Linked DNA regions of Homo sapiens: regions 1 and 2 are each linked to region 3. A link is a contact called in ENCODE Hi-C data. All regions are on one chromosome and are shown on one strand. Each heading gives the region's core, a stretch centred on a gene start or an enhancer-like site at or near the end of the contact. The rest is flanking DNA. Distances are from core to core; before and after follow the strand shown. Region 1 overlaps BLOC1S5-TXNDC5 (BLOC1S5-TXNDC5 readthrough (NMD candidate)). Region 2 holds the start of TXNDC5 (thioredoxin domain containing 5). Region 3 has its middle 4.2 kb from the start of MIR4645.

What was found. Hi-C counts contacts between places; a loop is a spot of excess contacts on that map. Pooled maps may share reads with other maps.
Region 1: a loop to region 3 is called in a map with no recorded cell type, with 15 times the contacts of the local background. The contact joins two enhancer-like sites. A Hi-C loop is called at or near these places in 2 of 37 single-sample maps with no recorded cell type and 4 of 50 pooled maps.
Region 2: a map with no recorded cell type shows a loop between it and region 3 (9-fold over the local background). The contact joins the promoter of TXNDC5 here to the enhancer-like site in region 3. A Hi-C loop is called at or near these places in 2 of 37 single-sample maps with no recorded cell type and 3 of 50 pooled maps.

The regions. Positions count from the first base shown.
Region 1 is chr6:7,960,595-7,965,159 of GRCh38, reverse strand. The region is part of intron 4 of BLOC1S5-TXNDC5 (BLOC1S5-TXNDC5 readthrough (NMD candidate)); the gene reads left to right. Among named protein-coding and RNA genes, the nearest start is that of TXNDC5, 52 kb to the right of the region's middle. RefSeq lists an enhancer at 1,429-1,478. Within about 2 kb of position 1,804, at least 3 of the 41 ENCODE cell types and tissues checked have a DNase peak (open chromatin) inside an H3K27ac peak, as active enhancers do.
Region 2 is chr6:7,908,249-7,912,662 of GRCh38, reverse strand. TXNDC5 (thioredoxin domain containing 5) reads left to right here and starts at 1,875. Exons shown (of 10, transcript NM_030810.5): 1 at 1,875-2,149. The coding sequence starts at 1,887. The region is part of intron 4 of BLOC1S5-TXNDC5 (BLOC1S5-TXNDC5 readthrough (NMD candidate)); the gene reads left to right. RefSeq lists silencers at 1,591-2,020, 2,391-2,510, 2,711-2,800.
Region 3 is chr6:2,856,198-2,860,372 of GRCh38, reverse strand. It overlaps the pseudogene SERPINB9P1. Among named protein-coding and RNA genes, the nearest start is that of MIR4645, 4.2 kb to the right of the region's middle. RefSeq lists an enhancer at 1,215-1,794. Within about 2 kb of position 2,717, at least 23 of the 41 ENCODE cell types and tissues checked have a DNase peak (open chromatin) inside an H3K27ac peak, as active enhancers do.

The DNA of each region.
Region 1 (4,565 bases), core at 555-3,054, 5.1 Mb before region 3:
TTCTTTTTTTTAAGTATCAAGTATGCACTGAAAGATACATCAACATTAATACAGAAGAAACAGAGTCAAATCATTTAATCGAAATAATATAATAATATAATTCTGGCCGGGTGCGGTGGCTCACACCTGTAATCCCAGCACTTTGGGAGGCCGAGGTGGGTGGATCACAAGGTCAGGAGATCGAGACCATCCCGGCCAAAACGGTGAAACCCCGTCTCTACTAAAAATACAAAAAAATTAGCCAGGTGTGGTGGCACACGCCTGTAGTCCCAGCTACTCGGAAGGCTGAGGCAGGAGAATAGTGTGAACCTGGGAGGCAGAGCTTGCAGTAGGCCGAGATCGCGCCACTGCACTCCAGCCTGGGCAACAGAGTGAGACTCCAACTCAAAAAATAATAATAATAATAATAATATAATTATACATCTCGGGAAATTGAGAGCTGGAAACTTGGCAGGGGCTTCCACATTATGGAACAATTTCTATAGCTGCAATGAACTTAAAAAAAATACACTTAAACATTTATAAATGTATGCTTTGCCTGGAAGGAGTCTGGCAAAAACAACAAATAATCTTAAATGTATACATTTCATAAAAGTGCTAATGATTTTTCCCAACGCTTCCCATTCACCTTCACCCTACAGAGAGTTCTGACTTGGCTCATTTAATTTCTTCCCTTCCTCAGTCACTCAAAAGTGTTCTTCCATTTCTTGGTCACTTATTTGGACTTTTTTGATGTCCAGGCTGTAGGAAAAGCAGTTTATTTGAGAGGTAAAAGTGGCATTTGGGCTAGAGCTTGGTTAGAGCTAATTCTGAGAATGTTCTAGAAAGAGTTATCAGAGTAGTTGTTAAGTATGAAAAAAGCAGACAGCAGAAAATTATTGTGGCAGACTATATACATTACCTTCTCATCATAAAAACAAAGCACTCATTGTTTTTACTGAATTGCCTGGTGGTAGATGGGGTGTGTTCTTAACTAAGCACTGCCTTGACAAGACAGAGGGATGTGGTGCCATCATCTTTTCAATAGGAAATGTATATGTGCATATATTTGTGTATATGTATTTTTCCTATATTGATTGCTTATATACATATTCACATCCTTATACATATCTATGTTTTATAACTTGAACCTTGTTTTTTTAACTTTATTGAGGTATAATTTATAAAAAATTATATAATTCAAGTTGTACAACATGATTTTTGATACATGTATACATTGTGAAATGATTATCACAAGCTAATTAACATATTCATCACCTCAGATAGTTACCTTTTTGGGGGTGTGTGTGTGCGTGCGTGCTCGTGCAGTGAGAATACTTAAGACCTCCTCTCTTAGCAAATTACGGGCATATAATGCATTATTATTAACTACAGTTACTGTGCTGTACATTAGGTCTCTAGAACTTGCTTTGTTTTTTTGGGATAGAGTCACTGGAGTGCAGTGACGTGATCTTGTGATCTTGGCTCACTGCAACCTTCGCCTCCTGGGTTCAAGCGATTCTCTGCCTCAGCCTCCCACGTAGCTGGGATTACAGGCGTGCACCACTATACCCAGCTAATTTTTGTATTTTTAGTAGAGATGGGGTTTCACCATGTTGGTCAGGCTGATCTTGAACTCCTGGTTTCAGGTGATCTGCCTGCCTTGGCCTCCCAAAGTGCTGGGATTGCAGGTGTGAGCCACTGCACCTGGCCAACTTACTCATTTTGTAAGTGAAACTCTGTACCCTTTGACCAACATCTCCCCATTTCCCCACCCACAACTCCTGCCAACCACCATTCTCCTCTCTGTTTCTATGAGTTGGTTTTTGTTTTAGATTCTGTATATAAATGAGATTATTAGTAGTCTTTTTATTTTTAGCTGTTCTCGGTTCGGTATAATGGTATCTCTTTGTGGTTTTAAGTTGCATTTCTCTGATGACTAAAGATAGTGAGCATCTTTTCATGTTATTTTTGGTCATTTGTACATTTCGGGGGGTAGTGCCGATCTCTTTAGTTTATGGGCTGTGTGGTTGTGTGTTGTTTGTTCCATCGTTGAATAGTAAGAGTTATTTATATTTTCTAAATTTAAGTGCTTTGCCAGACTCATTAATTACAAATATTTTCTCCTGGTTGATGGCTTGCCTTTTAATTTTCTCAACAATTAGTTCATGTTTTAAAAAGTTGTACTGAGCAAAATTTAGCCAGGCATGGTGGCAAGTACCTGTAGTCCCAGCTATTGGGGAGTTTGAAGGGGAGGATCAATTGAGCCGGGAGGCAGAGGTTGCAGTGAGCCATGATGGCATCACTGCACTCCAGCCTGGGTGACCGCGCGAGACCCTGTCTCAAAAAAAAAAAAAAGTATTTAGTTGCCAATTCTTTATTTCCAATTCTTCATTGCAACTTTATTGACACATAGTTGACCACAATAAATTACATATGTTTAAGGTGTACAATTTGATGAGTTTTGACATGTATACACCATTGAAGCCATCATCACAATCAAGATAATGCACATTTCCTTCAGCTCCCCAAAAAACAGTTTATTTTGAAGAGCAAAAGTTTTTAATTTTGATGAAGTCCAATTTATCAAATTTTTCTTTTATGGTAAGTGATTTTTATGTTATTTTTGGGAAATCTGTGAAAATCTTTGCCTCAAGGAGCAAAATTTGTCTCCTATAATTTTACTTACATTTTCTCATATTTTTTCTAAATAATTGTAACTATAGTGTTAATTTTCTCCTTTAACCACTTATTGAGTTTTTAAACATTTTCTAAATAGCTTTTTAACCAAAAATTTTTAATTAGCTTTTAATTTTTTAAGTTATGATGAAATAATGTGTACTTTTAATTATATTTTTCATTTTTATATGTATTTCTTATATATTCAATCTGTATTTTTTGATGAATTGAGCCGTCAAGGCTAATACAGGGATGTTGAAGTGTCTCCCTTTCTCTCTTTATCCCGTTACCCTGTGTCGTGAGTTCCATCGCCGTGGTTCTTTCTAATTTGGTTTTGAGGTCTCCACTTTTGAGAGTGGCCAAAACCTGGCCGGGCGCGGTGGCTCACACCTGTAATTCCAGCACTTTGGGAGGCCGAGGTGGGCGGATCACGAGGTCAAGAGATCCAGACCATCCTGGCTAACACGGTGAAAACCCGTCTCTACCAAAAACACAAAAATTTAGCCGGGCGTGGTGGCGGGCGCCTGTAGTCCCAGCTACTCGGGAGGCTGAGGCAGGAGAATGGCGTGAACCCGGGAGGCGGAGGCTGCAGTGAGCCGAGATCGCGCCGCTGCACTCCAGCCTGGGTGACAGAGCGAGACTGCGGCACACACACACACACACACACACACACACACACACACGCCAAAAACCAAGAAGCCACTCTCTGGGAGAGCCCTAACAGCGTGGGGTGGGGGAGCTAGGTTCACCTGTGTCCATCAAGTGAGACAAAATGAGGGAATGAAACCAAAATGGCTGAAACAGAAGAACTGTATAACTTACAGATCCCGGAAAGGTCAGAGCTGCCAACAGGAGGCTAAGGAAAAGTCCAGGGGTGTCAGAGAGCTCAACCAGGGAGAGGGAGTGGGGAGTAAGGGAGAGAGGGGAGAGCGAGAGAGAGAGAGGACCTGTGGGATTATGCCTTTATTAAGATCCGTGGACCTTATCCCTTAGGGTTTCCCATGGGGGTTGTGGATTGGCTAATTTAAAAAAACGTGTGGTTGGGCACGGCGACTCATGCCTCTAATCCCAGCACTTTGTGAGACCGAGGCTGGTGGATCACTTGGGGTCAGGAGTTCGAGATCAGCCTGGCTAACAAAGTGAAACCCCGTCTCTACTAAAAATACCAAAAAAAAAAAAAAAAATAGTAGCGCGTGGTGGTGCACGCCTGTAATCCCAGCTACTTGGGAGGCTGAGGCAGATGAATTGCTTGAACCTGGGAGGCGGAAGTTGCAGTGAGCCGAGATTGCAGCACTGCATTCCAGCCTGGGTGACAGAGCCAGACTCCATCTCAAAAAACAAACAAACAAATTAATTAATTAGTTAAATTTAAAAATGTGCAAAAGGGGGAACTTACATCACTCTGGTGTTGATCATTAGGTTTTACTGTGGTCAGCAGCTGTGGGGTGAAGAGCAAGCAGGCTGTTTCACAAACAACCACACAGGGAGGGAACATTTTAACTAGACCAAAGGTGATAGGGTACGACTGGGTTTCAATAACTTACCGCAGGCCCAAAATGGATGCCAAAGCAGCAACTATACTAGATAAATGTATGCTGCCCTGTTTTATTTTGCTTTTAACATTCGGCACTGCCTAATCTTATAATCTTGTATAAAGATCTTGTACTTATTTCTTTATTGTACATTAACTGTCTCACTCACTAGGTTGTAAACCCCATGGGAACAAGGGCATTCTCTGGAACATTCCCACTGCTGGCAACATTTTTTGGCACATAGTAGGTACTCACTGTTGAATGAATTGAAAGCTTAATTCGCAGCCTGTGAGCAATGAAGAGACACATCCTAGTTCTTAAGGAGGATTAGAACTTTGTGGTTTTTCTCCCATAAAATGTCTCAAATCTGTATTG
Region 2 (4,414 bases), core at 626-3,125, 5.1 Mb before region 3:
AGGAAAGGGGTGGCCAGGAACACTGTGAGCCAGGAACCAAAGTCTTCACTGAACCAGGAAGAGTGATGTGGAAGAATGACAGGAACTGGCAGGGAAGAGGGTGCCATGCCCAGTGGCATCAATTTAAGGAGTACTGAAGGTTTTGTAGGATTTGGAAGGAGCAATGGGGAACCAGGAAGGCATCAGCTTTACTTCCTGGCTCTGAGGGACTCCAGGTGTGAAAGAATGAGCAGCCAACACTTGAGAGAGCTCCTAGAACTGTGTTTCAGTTAAAAACGAAAGACACTGATGCTGTAAGAGTGTATGGCGATGCTTGTGGGAATTTCCCAACAGCACCGTGGAAGGGTTTGGGAGGTTTGAGGTGTTGGAGAACACAGGGATTAGAGTTTGGCAATAACAGTTATTGGAGAGAATCCCTGGATTTCTAGTGTTGAGTGAGTTTCACAGGGACACAAAGCATGATGCAACCACATCACGGAAGGCCTTGAATGGCTGCCCCAGGCATGACTATTTCACCCCATCGGCCAAGGCCATGGGGACAGTGGTGGCGTTTTGGTCCAAGTTTAAGCAGCAAACTGTCTTGGTCAAAGGCAGGCTTTAGGAAAATTAATTTTCCAGCCATGTGAATGAAAGAGACTCTTAGAAAGCTACTGCAATAGGCCAGGCTTAGTCTCCGTTCAGGGTATGAACACTGAGAATGCTGGAAGGAAATCATGGTTACAGGAAATGCGGTTGAATTTTGAGACACACGGGAAAAGAGCGAGCAATACAAGATGCCTCCCATGTTTCAAGCTTAAGTGGCTGGAAGAACAGACTTTGGAGGGAGATTGATGGTTTTGGTGTTTGGCAACCCATGGTTAAAGGTTCATAAGTGGCTGGGCCTAAGGCGGGAGCAGAATAATGACAGGTGAGACAGTGGGCGCGTCCCCTGTTGCCAAGCCAGGAGTTAACTACCTGGGGCTTCCTGGATTGAGGATAATCAAAGAGCAGGCAGGATCCCGGAGAGCAACCCGGTGATTCTAATTTAGCTTCAGATCCCCGGGGTAGGGCTGGAGCTTTCGATTACCATCTGCTGTAAGGTGTGTGTGCAGGTGCGAGTTATGAGTCGCTGGGCAGGGATGCCTTCGGGCCATTCCACAGGCTGAGTTCAGCCATAGCAGGCGTGCTGTCATTCATTTTAGTAACCGGCATAAATGAGGGCACAGTAGGACCCCAGTCAGTCCTGCTAGGTGCCTTCTTGTCTAGAAGAGGCCGCTTTGACTTTCTTTCCTCTTCATCCCTGAGTTGAGGCCGGGCAGGGGTAACCAGCAAGGGGTTCACTTGGGAAGCGGGTTTCATCACCCCTCTGAGCCCAGGTCGAGAATCACAGTTGAGCTCTGGCCAAGAATCTAACTAATTCAGGTGCAAACCCCACCGTCTTTTGCCCGATTTCCTATATTCTGCTGACAGCAGCTCTCTCCTTCCTTTGGCCTGAAATCGCGGGGTGCTTGTGTGAGCTGAGATTAGCCGAGGCTGACCTGCCCCTCCGTGGCTTCCCGCTGGCCTCATCGTTACTTCGTGTGTTCACCGCCGCTCTGAGCAGAGCGGGCCCCTGGGGAAAGGGGTGCGGGCCTGGGTTGCGGAGGCGCAGGAGCCTCGCGGGATTGGGGCGAGCCGTCCCATGGCGGGAAGGCAGGAGGCCGGACTCGGAAGGCTCTCCCAGACTCGGTCCCTCGCTCCAGCCCTTCCCTGCCGGTGCGCGGAGCCGGGGCTCGGGCGGGTAGCGGTCGCGCGCCGGCGCGGGCGGGCGGGGAGAGGAAGGGGCGCGGCCTCTCCGGGGCGGGGCGCGGGGCGGGCGCTGCGAGGGGACCGGAGGCCGCGGCGAGAGCGCGCCCAGCCCCGCCGCGATGCCCGCGCGCCCAGGACGCCTCCTCCCGCTGCTGGCCCGGCCGGCGGCCCTGACTGCGCTGCTGCTGCTGCTGCTGGGCCATGGCGGCGGCGGGCGCTGGGGCGCCCGGGCCCAGGAGGCGGCGGCGGCGGCGGCGGACGGGCCCCCCGCGGCAGACGGCGAGGACGGACAGGACCCGCACAGCAAGCACCTGTACACGGCCGACATGTTCACGCACGGGATCCAGAGCGCCGCGCACTTCGTCATGTTCTTCGCGCCCTGGTAACGCCGCGCAGGCCGGCGCCCTGCCCCGCACTTGGCGCTTCGCGGGGCGTGGGGCGCTTGGGCGCCGCGGGCGGGGGGTCCCGGGGCCACGTGGACGCCGACGGCTCTGGTCTGCGGCGTGCGTGCTACGGGCGCGGGGCTCGGGGCTCAGGGGTGCGGGGTGTAATACTGGGGGCGCGGGGCCGGGAGCGCGGGGACCCTGCGGGTTCGGGGCTCCGGCTGGCGGGGAGCGGGGGGCGCGGGCGCCGCGGCTCGGGGCCGGGAGCCGGGGACTGCAGGGGACCGAGGGCTTGGGGCTCCGGGTCGGGAGGCGTGAGCTCAGCGGGCCGGGCACTGGCGGCTGACGTGGCGCTCGGCGGCCGGGGCGGTGCGGGAGGAGGGGGCGGACCCCTAGGGGACAGCCGGGAAAAGCCCGCCCTGCGCCGCGCTCCTGAATTCAACCGCCTCTTGCACCTCGGCACCGAGGGAGGGGAAGGTGGGGTCGTCGCCCTTTCGGGCAGCCGGGAGTCCAAATGTCACCCCGCGGTCCCTGCCCAGCGCCCCAAACTTCCTGTGCCGGCCGGACGCGCGGCCTGCCCGTGGGCCACGTGCACTCACCAGAGCGGCCTTGCTGCTGCCGCGGCCACCGGGGTCGGCTGGGACAGACTGCGGGCACGTCCCCTTCCAGAGGCTTTAACTGAAAAATAGAACCCAGGAAGGTGTGGTTTCCCACTTTGTGCGTCTTTTGTGGGATAGGAAGGAGTGGTCCGGGCAGAGGAGGGTTGCTGAGCTACCCCGGGAAGACCAAGGTAGTGCGAATTCTGGAACCCCTCCGCCCCCCTGCAGCTCAGGGTGGATGTAATCTCTGAACGGAGCCCACTGGTCCTCAACTCCAGGCTGTCCTGTCACCTCCCTGCTGCTCTCTCGGGTCCAGGTCACTTGTTATGTGTGAGATCGGAAAAGCCCCTCCGTTGAGCAGATGGTCCCTCTTGCTTTGGTTCTCTGGGCGAGGCTTTGGTGTGGGCCTCGCTGCTGACCTGAGAGACCCTACCCTGGCACTCATCCCACGGAAGAGCTTCCTGTCATTCACACAAGCATGTGCACAGCTTTCCTGCCAGTGCCGGGATGCCCCGAGGAAGGGAAGTGACCACAGGCCAGAGCAGAAAGCCATAATTTTAGGACACAAGACCTTTGAGAGGTTGGAATAGCCTGCAGGTTCTTGTTGCAGAACTTGGTATTCTTCCCCAGAGCTCAGTAGAGGCTCACTTGGGAAAGGGATGTAGGGAGGCATAGAGAAAAGGTACCCTAAGAAAAATGGCCAGTTCAGAAATTGTACCTTTCAAACTGGGAGAAACGTTTTTCTCTTAACCTTGTATTCAGGCTATTACTGCGTTTCAGTTCATTTGGAGTTAAATCAACTTTTAGGGCCACTGTGGGTTTATTAACAATGTGTATATGAAGTACATTATGTTTCACATTCCTAAGAACCAACTGACTCGAATTTTTACAACTCCAATGGTTTAGAAATTACTTTGTAACATAAAACAATCAGGCAGTATTAACAGTTTCTCTTTGTTCGGGAGTATTCTCAGCAACTATTTCAATTAAGTGTACTACTTAATTGGAGCCTATTTCAGTGGAATACATCTGTCGATGGGTTTTCTTTTTTCTTTCTTCATTATTTATTTATTTTAGAGATGGGATCTTGCTCTGTTACCCAGCCTGAAACCAGTGGTACGCAGCCGCAGCTCACTGTAGCCTCTAACTCCTGGGCTCAAGTGATTCTCCTGCCTCAGCCTCTGAAGTAGCTGTGACTACAGGCGCAGGTCATCACACCCAGCTTATTTTGTTGTTGTTGTTTTTGTTGTAGTTGGTAGAAACAGGGTCTCGCTATGTTGCCGGGGCTGGTCTCAAACTCCTGGCCTCAATCAGTACTTCTGCCCTGGCCTCCCAAAGTACTGAGATTACAGGCATGAGCCATCGCATCCCATTCTTTACTTTTTTTTTTTTTTTAAAGAAAAACTGACATGCAGATGTAATAAGTCCCCACAGTGCCAAAGGAATTTTAAGTTTAGAATCTTTGCAATAAATACCAGCTAGTCCTGGGCTGAGTGAGAGAAAACTGGCACATCTGGGCACTTGGTATTAAGTAAATTCCTTTTCCATTATATGTGGCTTGTAGACATTTAGCTGGATGCTTCCAGAATAATTAGCTTTATGTTGTTACTTTTTTTTTTTTTTTTTTTTTTTGAGATGGAGTCTTGCTCTGTTGCCAGGCTGGAG
Region 3 (4,175 bases), core at 1,468-3,967:
AGGCAGCTAAGGCCCGGCGAGAAATCGAGCGCAGCGCCGGTGGGCTGGCACTGCTGCGGGACCCAGTACACCCTCCGCAGCCGCTGGCCCGGGTGCTAAGTCCCCCATTGCCCGGGGCCAGCAGGGCCGGCTGCTCCGAGTGCGCGGCCCGCCAAGCCCACGTCCACCCGGAACTCCAGCTGGCCAGCAAGCGCTGCACGCAGCCCCGGTTCCCGCTCGTGCCTCTCCCTCCACACCTCCCTGCAAGCTGAGGGAGTGGGCTCCAGCCTTGGCCAGCCCAGAAAGGGGCTCCCACAGTGCAGTGGGGGGGCCGAAGGGCTCCTCAAATGCCACCAAAGTGGGATCCCAGGCAGAGGAGGTGCCGAGAGCAAGAGAGGGCTCTGAGAACTGCCAGCACGCTGTCACCTCCCACTTTGACCAACGTCTCCCCATTCCCGTGTTCCCCAGCCCCAGGCAAGCCGCTTTCTACTCTCTGCTTTCATGAGTTCTAGTTTAGATTCCAGATATCAATGAAATCATTCAGTATTTGTCTTTCTGTGCCTGGGCCTGGTTTATTTCACTTAGCATAATGTTTTCTAAGTTCATCCATGTCGAAAATGACAATTTTTTTTTAAGATTGGATAATATTCCACCAGATATATGTATACCACACTTTCTGTAGCCATTCATTCATGGACAGACACTTGGCTTGTTTTCATATCTTGGCCATTGTGAATAGTGCTCCAATGAACATGGGAGTGTAGATACCACTTCAAGGTAAGGATTTCATTTCCTTTGGAGATATACCCAGTAGTGAAATTGCTGGATCATACGGTAATTCTATTTTTAATTTTTTGCGGGACTTCCATACTGTTTCCCTGAATGCTTGTACTAATTTAAATTCCCAGCAACAGTGTGCAGGTGTTCCCTTCCTCCACATCTGGACCAGCCCTTGTTATCTTACTTGTTTTTTTTTAAATTTATTTATCATGTTATTTGATTTTTAGAACAACTCTAAGCCATGGACAAAGCGGAAGCCATTACCTTCCTTTCACAAATGAGGAATGGAGGACAAAGGTTTAGAAACCTTTGTCCACTAGACACTTGACACTAGACACTTGTCTAAGATCACACAGATAGGAGACTTAAATTTAGATGTTTGATGACGCAGAGATACAGACAACAGGAAGAGGATGGAGGTTAAACCCAAAAGCTCAAGCAAAGGGCTGCTGAGCTGAGCATCTGTGAGGCTGTACTACACTGAAGGGCCTGCATGAGCGACGGTGTGGAGGGAGAAGACCCATAAGACAGTTACCAGAGGGACCAGCCCAGACAGAGAAGGGGCAGGGGACAGAGCCATTCAGCTGGAGCCATACTGAAGAGGAGTTGGAACTTTTTCCAGGGCCATCATTTATGATCAGTGGAGTCACATGATCTCCTTGGAGGCTGGGACACTGCTTAATCCTTTCTCATCTCCCCAGAACCTAACCTGATATTTGGCACTGTAATAGAAAGTGCACAACAAATGTTTATTGTCCAAACCAGCGGGGATCTCTGGCTCCGAGGATGATCTGGCAGCAGAAGGAGGCTGGTTTGGGTGTGGGGAAGAGGTAGGGTGGGTCAAACAGAGGTGGGGCCATGAGAAAGGGGCATTCACTCAGAGAACCACTGTCAGCTGGAGAAAAACAAAATGAAACCAAACTATTTTTCCCAGGCCTTGAGGCAGAACTTTCTTTTTCTAGAAGCCAGATGAAAGAAAGAAGAGACCAGGCATGGTGGCTTATGCCTGTAATCCCAGCACTTTGGGAGGCTGGGGTGGGCAGATCACAAGGTCAAGAGATCAAGACCAGCCTGACCAATATGGTGAAACCCCATCTCTACTAACATTACAAAAATTAGCCAGGCATGGTTGCGTGTGCCTGTAATCCCAGCTACTCGGGAGGCTGAGGCAGGAGAATTGCTTGAACCCGGGAGGCAGAGGTCGCAGTGAGCCCAGATCCCGCCACTGCACTCCAGGCTGGGAAACAAAGCAAGCCTCTGGCTCAAAAAAAAAAAAAAAAAAAGTACAGGAAGCAGAGAGGGGGTGAGAGGAAGGGAGAAACAGGGTGGAAGGGGGAGGGGGAGGGAGAGGGGGAGACAGGAAGAGGAGCAAAGATAGCAATTCTTAAGGCCTGTTATCTATTAGTTACCCTTGCCTTGGCGGCAGACACAGCTGAGTCCTAACGCAGACTTTTCCATATCCCCTCTCCCGCCTCAACAGTGATCTCTCCTCCCACTTCGAGAGTTAATTCAGTGCTGCTTTAGCTTTACGCCCCCATGAAAACAGGAAAACGGTTTGCAGCTTTATCATAACCTTGCTTATGTCTGTTGTTGTATGTCTCAAATACCCTGTCCTCAGGAAGGCCCACCAACGCTGGCCGGCCTCCAAGCACCCGGGCCTCTGCTCATGTACAGCTCCTGAACTGCCCTGCCTCTGAGTTACTGTAAGTCCCCGCCCACTCGAGAGCACACGACCAGTCTCACCCCCAATTTTAAAATGGCAGCCCCCTTGCCTTTATTTATAGACAGGTGCTTTCCAATCCTTAAGTGATTTTTTAGTGAACAGGTCATAAAGTTTCCTGTCATGGCATGAGGTGGAGGGGACAGCCCTCAGAGAGGGGTGTGGGGACCGTGGCTGGCGGTCACATCACACCGGCCTCTCCCGCCTGCAGCCTTGCCCTTTGCAGATGACTCAGGTGGGGAAAGCTCAGAAGGAAAGCCACCAAGTCCGGATGCCCCACCCCACACGCAGAATCTAGCTTCTCAGGGAAAGCAAGAAGGGGATGCTTCAGGGGACTTTGCTGAGGCCAACCTTTGGCATCTTTTTTGAAAAGACATTTGTGTCCGTTTGCTCATTTTTTTCATGATCAAGGAGGGTCCTCCCAGGCTGCCCTTGGCGGACCCCTTTCCTTGTACCCCGTCCACCTTGTCCTCTGGCTTCCAGCGGGTCCACTCCTCTTTCCTGCTTCCTAAACCTCGCCCAGAGCCTGCGACCCTCTCACCCTGGCCCAAACTCCCAGACACAGATTTGCAGCAGCGCAGCCAATGATGTTTTCTTTATGTGACTTCCTGGGACACTGCTTAGTGCCTCCTCCCATGTCTTCCTTGGGCTGCAGCATCTCTCAGGGCTCACAGAGGCCCCTCTAACTCCAAGGGGACTTCTTGGTCTGTTTCACAGGCCAGGAGACGGTGTTCGGATACATCCCCGCTGTATGTTTCATCCATGGCAGTCTGGCCTTCCCATGAAGAGCCTCTGTGTGAGCAAATTGAAAATAGGGCTTCTTGCCCCAACCTTCCATGGAAATGGCTATGGTTTCAGTCTCCATAAAGGTTACTTGCTCTTTTTCTGAAAATCCAAAAGGACAGTGTTAACTCTTTGTACAAATTGCACTGGCCATTTGGTCTTAGCGCAAACTTTTTGGACCATGTTTCATTTTCGTTTTGAGGTGAAAGAAAATATCAAAGCCTCCTAGCATTTTGAAACTCCTCAAATATCAAGTGCAAAACTGCTGATGGGATCAAAGATGCCGGCTAAATTCTTGGCCAATAAGATAAGACTCTTTCCTGTCAACTGACAAGCAATACATGAATATGTGCAGGGTAGCTGATAATCTATGAAATTATCGGCTGGGTACAGTGGCTCACGCCTGTAATCTCAGCACTTTGGGAGGCCAAGGTGGGTGGATCACCTTAGGTCAGGAGTTCGAGACCAGCCTGGCCAACATGCTGAAACCCTGTCTCTACTAGAAATACAAAAATTAGCCAGGCATGGTGGCAGGCACCTGTAGTCCCAGATACTTGGGGAGGCTGAGGCAGGAGAATGGCTTGAACTCGGGAGGTGGAGCTTGCAGTGAGCCAAGATCGTGCCACTGCACTCCAGCCTGGGCAACAGGGTGAGACTCCATCTAAAAAAAAAAGAAAAAAAAGAAATTACCACCAATTACTAACTAGTAACTAATAAGTTACTTGAAATGAACTTGATCCTTGTCTTAAACCAGTGGTGGGGTACAGGAAACTTGAAGATTCTTGAGCTGCAGCCCTGTTTTGATTTGTAGTTTTTGTTGCAATATACACCTCTCTACTAGGCACAGGTGACACATGGGAGCTTGTGTCGACATGTGGGAGCCCTGTACAGGGTCCAGACCTTGAGGTGCCAG